2 separate regions of the Homo sapiens genome follow, and region 2 is linked to region 1. Evidence: chromatin loops called from intact Hi-C (ENCODE). Cell type or tissue: PC-9. All regions are shown on one strand. Links, peaks and the distances in the headings refer to the core of each region. The heading gives the core; the rest is flanking DNA.

Region 1 (3,967 bases), core at 584-3,083:
GGTGCACACACAAGTTATGCTGAGTTACTTCTAGTTGTATGATCCTAGGCAAAATGTGCTTTACTCAAAAATTATTTAATTATCATCTCCTTTCTGCAGCTGTGTGAGGCCCTGGGGCAGATAAAAAGATCTCATCCTCAAAGATCTAATTGGAAGGGAATGTCAGCAAGTAAACAAAAACTACATTGCAATTGATAGGCAGTATAGTCTAGATGTATGCAAAATGTGTCAGAAGCTCAGAGGAAAGTCTCCTTACATTTCTAGGGCACACGTTTCCCCAGTAAAACAATACACCAACCTCCAAAATTAAACTAAGGGTAAGGCCAATGCATAGCGTAACCTATATGTTTGCTAATACATTGCTGAAGTAAATCAGAAATGTGGGTCGGATCCAGTTATTGAGTTAAGTCACATCTTACATAACTAATGAAATGGAAATTGGTTACACACCCACCAAAGTATGCAGAGCCCTCAGGTGGAGATTAAAATCCCTTCTTGCTGCCACAAATTCATCTCTGCAGTGTTTTAAAAATGCACATATGAAAGTTACAGGTGACAAGCACTGTACAAGCCACTTCACCAAGCTTGAGATAGTCTAGCTATTAATCACCTAAACTAGCAGCCATGGTCTGATGATATGCTAAAATAAAATAATGCAACTCGCAGTGAGGGTTATTTTATTTACATTTTAAATCTTCTAGCATATGTCTCAAGAAGTTTTCTGGCCCAAGGCTGGGCGTGGCGGCTCACTCCTCTAATTCCAGCACTTTAGGAGGCTGAGGCAGGTGATTGCTTGAACTCACAAGTTCAATAACAGCCTGGGCAACATAGCAAAACCCCGTCTCCATAAAAAATACAAAAATGATCTGGGCATGGTGGTGCATGCCTATAGTCCAGCTACTCAAGAGGCTGGGGTGGGAGGACTGCTTGAGCCCAGGAGGCAGAGGTTGCAGTGAGCTGAGATAGTGCCACTGCACTCCAGCCTGGGTGATAGAGCCAGACCTTTTCTGGAAAAAAAAAAAAAAAAAAAAAAAAAAAAGAGGAAAAAAAAAGGTATCTGGCCCAGAAACTTGCAAGAGAGAACAAGAACAGGTATTGTTAAGCTGCCAGAGGAATGGAGACTGAACTCTTCCCTCTAAGACCTCTTAGAAATGCTAGGTATAATGTGTGTCACTTTGTTTTTAATGCACAGCTGCGTTCACAACCAAGAAAGGGAAATTCCCAAGTGATGAAAATGAAAAGAGACCATAAAAGAAAAGTAGTAAGTGATGAGCAGCTGCCAAATTGGATGAGAAGATATTGACATCAGTTTCCTAGGGGCGCCGGCTTTAATGCCCGCGTGGGAAAAGGAAAGAAGTCCTTGAGTCCACATGAGGTAGGGAGTGGGAACAGGGCCGCTGCTTAAAACCTGAACTCTCAAAGGGTGGCACCTGCAGAGAAAGGTGGACTAACAATAATCAATTTACTGGCAAATAGATCAAGGGTGTCTTTGCTCACATTCTGGAGAAGAAAATATACCAATCCAGATGGATTGATAAATTGAGGCATTTATTAATTTATTGCCTCTCAGCTTTGAACTTGTAATACCTGGTCTGGGATCACAGTCTGAACACTGTAAGCCTTTCTCCTTCACAGTAAGGATCATACTATACTTGTCAGCAGAGGGCACTGGAGGGACACTGCAGGAGGAAAAGGGCTTCTCTTCCTGGTTTCTGTGTGAGGGGTTTGGCTTTTTATTGCTCCTGCTGCAGGGTTGGTCAGCAGGGTGGGTGAAGGGGGACATCCAGTGGTGTTCTGCACGGTCCCTCGGTGACCTCACCATTCCAGCCAGTCCTGTGACCACCTTTCCATGGTCCTCCTGACACAGACTTCCCATGCTCCAGACTTTACACCTTGTGTTTCCTGTTTGCCCAGCAACTGCGGATGGGCCGCAGTAAACTCCTCTCCTTCCTGTGAGCTGCAGCCACATCTTTGCCAATGAGTTTTGAACCCCAGCCTCAAGAAGGCCCCATCCTATCCAAATGTGCCCTTCCTTGGGTATTCTCTCTCAGCCCTAGAGTCTCAATGTAGCATTCCCTTTACATCATTTTAGTTACTCTGTTAACATAGCTTAATAATGCCTTATAGTAAATTAACTTATTTAAGTTATTATGTGTGGTTTCTGTCTCCCGATTAGACCCAGACTGATACCACTGAGACATCAAAAATCTCTGGCCTATGCTATTAAAGATACAAATTTATATTACCTAGCATGAGTAAACACAAAAACATTATGAAGGGTTACTTCCTCAACCAAGGTGGCATAGCATTCTCCAAAAAGCGAAATACTGAATATACATCCAATCCAAAATTTAAAAACTCACAACGGAACAACCCTTAAGTATTGTCAAATATACAGTAAAATACAATAATGAATTTAGAACCAGGCTTAGAACTAAATGGGCTTAGAACTAAAGTACTTAGAATAAAGAATTTAGAATGGGCTTAGAACTAAAGTAACTTCTGATAATAAAACAATCCAAAAGAAAAGATTATAAATACGCTTAAAAGAAAATTTGTAAATTAGTAGAAAAAGGAGAGACTTGACAAGAACAGGCAGATTCGAAAAATAACCAAATAAAACTTTTACAAATGAAAAACAAGCCTTCAAAGAATGAGCTCAGTAGCTGATTAAACATAGCTGTAGAGAAAATAGTGGACAAGAAGAACTGAGTAATCTGCACAGAATTCAGCACAGAAAGTTAGACAAAAATATCTATAAAATACATAGAGAAAAGAATAAAAAGCATTGAAATGCAGATAATAGGAGTTCCAGAAAGACAAAACAGAGTGAACTAGGAAGGCAATGTTTGGAAAGTTAATGGGAGAGATTTTTCCAGAATTGATAGAGATTTTCTGAAAATGACTCCACCGATGGAAGAAACACAGACTCCCAAATAAGATAAAAACCTGGAACATTGATAGGAAACTCCAGACCAGAAAAAAAAAAAAAATCTTCAAAGCAACAAGAGACAGATTGCCTACAAATAATTAAACTAAGAGCAAAAATTTTAATAAGAGCCACAAAGATCAGAAGACATGAAATAATATTTTTGTAGTACTTAGGAAAATGACCAGTCAGTGTAGAATTTAATACCCAGCTAAACTATTATTCAAGGAGGAGGGTAAAATAAAGACAATTTGGGATGGACAAAGCTGAGAAAATTTATCCAGTGACCCGCGCTAAAATAATTGCTAAAGGATGTACTTCAGAAATCAAACTATAAACACAGGAAGGATGGGGTGCAAGTAGCAACGGTGAGCAAAAGAAAATCTGTGCCAATTATCAATGTATTCCTCTTGGCTCTTAATCCATTCTTCTGTGCCCTCCTTTGGGATGTAGAGCTGGACCCCAGCTGTTGCAATGTTAGTCCTTGACAGTACAGGGCCCTGGAAAGACCAGCAGGAGGAAGGGGCTTCTCTTTCTGGTTCTGTTGCTTTACTCTTCCGGCTCCTGTGGCAGCCAGTGGGTGGTTTGCAGGTGAGGGGCCACTTACCTAGCAGTTAGCACAGCTTCCAGCAAGTTCTACGGGCACCCCAGCAGGTGGCTTCCCAGTGACTTCCACAGCAACACAGTGAGTGGGTTCAAGAAAGTTCATCACTGGCAGTCTAATAGGTGGTCTGCTAGCAGTGTTGCCAGCATTCTAGCAGCGAGTTTGCCTGTCTACCAGCCCCAGACTGTGGGGCCTAAGCAGACTTCTCCACCATGCAGGGGGCGTCAACCTTCAGTAAAATGTGACTCTCACCCTGGGAGAAGGCCCTTTTCCAGATGTGTACCTGCCTCAGTCCTAGGGGTAGTGGCTGCTTGTATATTTGCCATTCCTACATTCTTTAATGTTAATGTTACTCCTCTAAAGTTTTTATAGTAGTCAAAAGAAGAGTAGTGATATTGACTAATTATAGATGTTTTTAGTATACATGTTTTATA
Region 2 (3,967 bases), core at 664-3,163, 250 kb after region 1:
AGGCACATCTGCCATTTTTCTCTGTCTTCTTCAGTTCCTTCCAGGTTCTCTCTGCCTTGCTTAGGAGCTGCCCCTGTTTGCAGAGCTCTTCATCAATAGACTGAATATTTACAGAATAGCGCAGTTTTGATTAAACAGTTCATTTCACTGGAGACTGGGGTGGTGTATTGTGTCTCCTCCGGAGTTATTCTTGGCATCAGCAGCCCTTGCTCTTAGCATCCGTTTCTTTACATTTTAAGGTGGAGCATAAGAAGAACTGCAGTGAAACAGATCAGATGGGGGGCAGGTGGGATTTCTCTTTACCTTTCCCCCGCTATTTCTTGGTGGATTTATCCCGTTATCTTCGCTGCTATTTGCTCCTTGCTATCTTTTATTCTTCTCTTTTGAAACTGGCCGAGTCAGAAGGAAATAAACAAATGCAAGGGTGCGTAGAAAGAGCATTAGATGGTAGGTCCAGAAACTTGGACTCTACATCCAGCATCTAGTGATGTGATTGATTGATATCTGTTTTAGCTTTTCGGCACCTCAGGTTTTGGGCTGTTTTTTTTTTGTTTTTTTTTTAATCTGTTAATTGAAGTGATTGGTCTAGATTTGTGGTCTTTGAATGTGTGTCAGCCATGGAAACCTTCCTACAAACAGAATCTCAAGCAGCAAATGTTAAAACCTAAAAGCAATTTTGTTTGGGTTGAAACAAGGTGGGCGGGCAGTCAGGAACCCACCCTTTTAACTTCTGTGTCCTCTGCCATCTCCTGTAGCAGCCCCCAAAGTAGTTCCACAAGATCCTTGGCCTTGGGATGCTAGAGCACAACGTCTAAACCATTCGATGTGCCTATTTAGAAACTCATTTCCTGCTCTTAAAGCGCTCAGCCCTCTCCCCTACACATAAAGCCTTGCCTCCATGAAAGCAGGGAGGACTAGCCTTCGAAACCCCAGCACACAGAGGTGAGTGTGAGCACAGCTCAACAGTATACAAGCCCGCTGGAAAGCTGCCCCAGACAGAATTTCCTCAGTTGCATCCTATGGACTATCAGTCCCAGAAACGCTTGGCCAAAAAAGGAAATACGGAGGGCGGGGGCAGCTTGCTTCAAAGTAATTGAGGTTGAGAGCCGCTGTATACCATCTGCCCCTTCTAGAGATTAAATTCACAGTAGCTTCTTCTCTCGGGCCAGCAGGAAGCCTGATTAATGCCGCTTAATACGACACTTCCCATATTTATTTGGCCACAAAACTCCTTTTTCCCCATAACTCCTATTAATATCACAGGAAACAGTTTGAGATCAGAAAAGCCTTCACAAAGGCAATTTTTAAAGACTGAGTTATAAGGCTCAAAATAAATGAGGAATTCTAGAAAAGGAAGGGAGGAGGGAGAAGGACACTGGTTTGGGGTCTGGAGGGCTTTAAGATGAGGGCGAAACAAGGACCACCCATGATTCCAAAGAATATCCGGAACTTGCTTGTTGTCTGTTGGTGCCTTTCTTTCAGCTCATTCCTAGAGGGCGGACAGAGGCAGGAGTTGCTGTGTTGCTGGCCAGTGGCTCCTGACCATAGGAAGGGGACTGTGGGTGTGAGAAGTAAAGCAGAGCAGGCCCCTGCCTCTGTTCTCCCCTTCCCCCTGGTATTGGCTCACCGTGACAAATCTTTCCCTAGGAAGGGCAGAAAATGAATTATCCTGTTAAATCAATTCAGCAGATAACCCACCTCTGTGCAGGCCTTGTGCTGGGACCACACAGATGCATAAGACACGTACAGCTTAGAGCCTAGTCATGAAATGGGAAATAAACAGCCCCATCCTCAAGGTCTGAACAGGGGATTGGGGAGCACAGAGAAGGGCCCCACCCCGACCAGCTGTCAAGAGAACTATCCATACATTCTAATTCCTCCAAGGTTGAGGGCTAAGGTGTAGGAAGAGGAGAGAGGTTCCAAGCAGAAGGAATTGCAGAAGCAAAGGCACAGAGGCATCCGGGACCTGCGAGCAGCTATGGCTGGAGCCGCGTGTCGCAGGATGGAGAGCGTGTGAACAGAGGGGACTGGAAGCGGATCCTCCCAGGAAGCAGTTGCAGGCGGTCATGCTACAGTGAGTTGCTGATAGTAGGAGGGGAAGAAAGAGGAAGGGGGAGTGGAAGATGACTCAGTGGGGGGTGAGCCAGTGCCTGGAAGAGAGGAATGTGTGAGCAGAATGAGGAAGTTAGCAAAAGCTGGTTGAAGGTAGGAGGTGGAAAGACAAGTTCAGCCCTCAACAAGTTAAGCAGGTTATATAAGAAGTCCAGGCATGGATGACGATGATCATAATCATGATGGGGAGGATGACAAAGATGACTAGGAACGCTCTGTCATCTCTCTCTCTCTCTCTCTCTCTCTTTCCTTCCTGGTTGTGTGAGTTTGCAGGGAGACGGGAGGTTGTGAAGAACAATAACCAGAAGAGAGTTTGCGTCTTCATCAGAAAGCACCTGGGGCAGGTAGAGTTGGTGCTAGCTTCTCCATCCATCCCTGACACCCCAGCCCCATTCATCATTCAGCAGAAGACAGGCTGGGCTGGCCCAACTTGGTCCTGTACCCCCACCACCCCAGAACCCCACTGGTCCATAGTGAGGATCCCTTCTCTTTGACTCTCCTCCTTCTCTGTGACTCGCCTAAGCCTGATCCTACACCTTCTCTCCCAGCCACTGCCTCAGCTTCCTCCACCCCCAGCTTGGGACGAGCCACCTCCCTGGCTGGGTAGCATGGGACAAGCCATCTCCCTGCAGAGGCAGAGAACCAGTGACACTACACGCAAACCAAGGCCATGCTGCAAACAGAACACCAAGGCACCCTCGTCTTAGGATGCATTATATTCGGGGTAGATGTTGAATTCTAGTAACACATTCCCTGGGGTGTTTTCAAATCCAGACACACTGGAGCCTTGTTCCAGCCTCACTGTGGGCGAAGGCCCCGGGCTCACCTCCAGCCTCAGGCTGGCTCTGGCTGCTGCCCCTGTTCCATCCTGGCAAGCGGAACTGAACAGGCCCGACTCCACAGCCCCCGGTGCTGCCAGCTGCAAGCTCTGCTGACTCCAACCTCAGGCCCCTGCGTGCCTGCTTCTAAATCCACACGTTCCTGCTCCTTCCTGCCCCTGCTGCCCTCTCAGAATGCCACTTCTTTCTGCCAAGACCTCAGGCATTGCTATGGCCCAGCCCCATCTTTATTGATGTCGGGGCTCTGTCCCCTTGCAGAGCCCATCCCATTGCCACCCACATCTGGGACAGCAAAAGACTTCTCAGTTTCCTCCAGAGTTCAGTTTCTTCCAAAAAGCTCGGCACATCTTAGCTGCCAGTGTGAACTGTGAGCTCCCAGAGATGCCCGTGGCACTTTCCAACATTCGTCACTTTTGACACATCTAAAATATCCTAGCTCCCAGAGCTGCGTGAGCACCAGCCCAGATGGACCGGCTGCTGGGGAAGCATCAGTCTCTCCAGGGCCTCTGTGAAGCCCTGGGGCAGTAGGGGGATGTCTGACAAAGCTTCCTAACTGAGGAGCCCCACTTCCTCTCGCTCTGGGCACCCCTGCCAAATGAGCGGGCACCTCTATGTTCCAGCAGCCCTCGCTGCCCAGCTTCTGAGCTGCAAGCCAGCTTCCTTCCACAGAATTCTCTGCACCTTGGCTTCCGGTGGCTCCAAGCACTTTGCCATCTGCCGAGTCAGTTCTGCCAGAGATGAAGCAGCTGATGTGGGGAGTTCTCTGTGGGGGCCACCTTTCCTCTCTCAGGTCACCTTTACTCTCAGAAGGAAACTGACCCCCTGACCTATTAAATAGCTGAAATCAAGGGCCACTAGGACCCAAGTCGGTGAAGGTGCAACTGAAGGCAAGAAGGTCAGCATCTAGCTAGACAGACACGTAAGCCAAGAAGACAGACGAGGTGAGTGGACCCTTTGACTCCACAGTCAGACAGCAAGAGAGCTACTCCCAGAGTTCTCTGGGGCATGAAGGGGCT

What was found. Peaks named below come from ENCODE experiments on the same cell type or tissue, not always from the same donor. Only the 100,000 strongest peaks of a DNase experiment are listed, where the experiment ranks them.
Region 2: it touches region 1 in a loop (11-fold over the local background); 6 of 110 quality-filtered maps call a loop at or near these places.

The regions. Positions count from the first base shown.
Region 1 is chr15:58,268,470-58,272,436 of GRCh38, forward strand. No RefSeq gene overlaps it. Among named protein-coding and RNA genes, the nearest start is that of AQP9, 130 kb to the left of the region's middle. RefSeq lists an enhancer at 1,561-1,855. In PC-9, for the core only: a CTCF peak has its summit at 1,651 (motif pointing right); a DNase peak (open chromatin) is centred at 1,682; H3K27ac peaks cover 975 bases.
Region 2 is chr15:58,519,573-58,523,539 of GRCh38, forward strand. The region is part of intron 1 of LIPC (lipase C, hepatic type); the gene reads left to right. Among named protein-coding and RNA genes, the nearest start is that of LIPC-AS1, 23 kb to the left of the region's middle. RefSeq lists an enhancer at 1,713-2,912. In PC-9, for the core only: no CTCF peak of the experiment used is centred there; a DNase peak (open chromatin) is centred at 2,189; H3K4me3 peaks cover 719 bases; H3K27ac peaks cover 2,317 bases.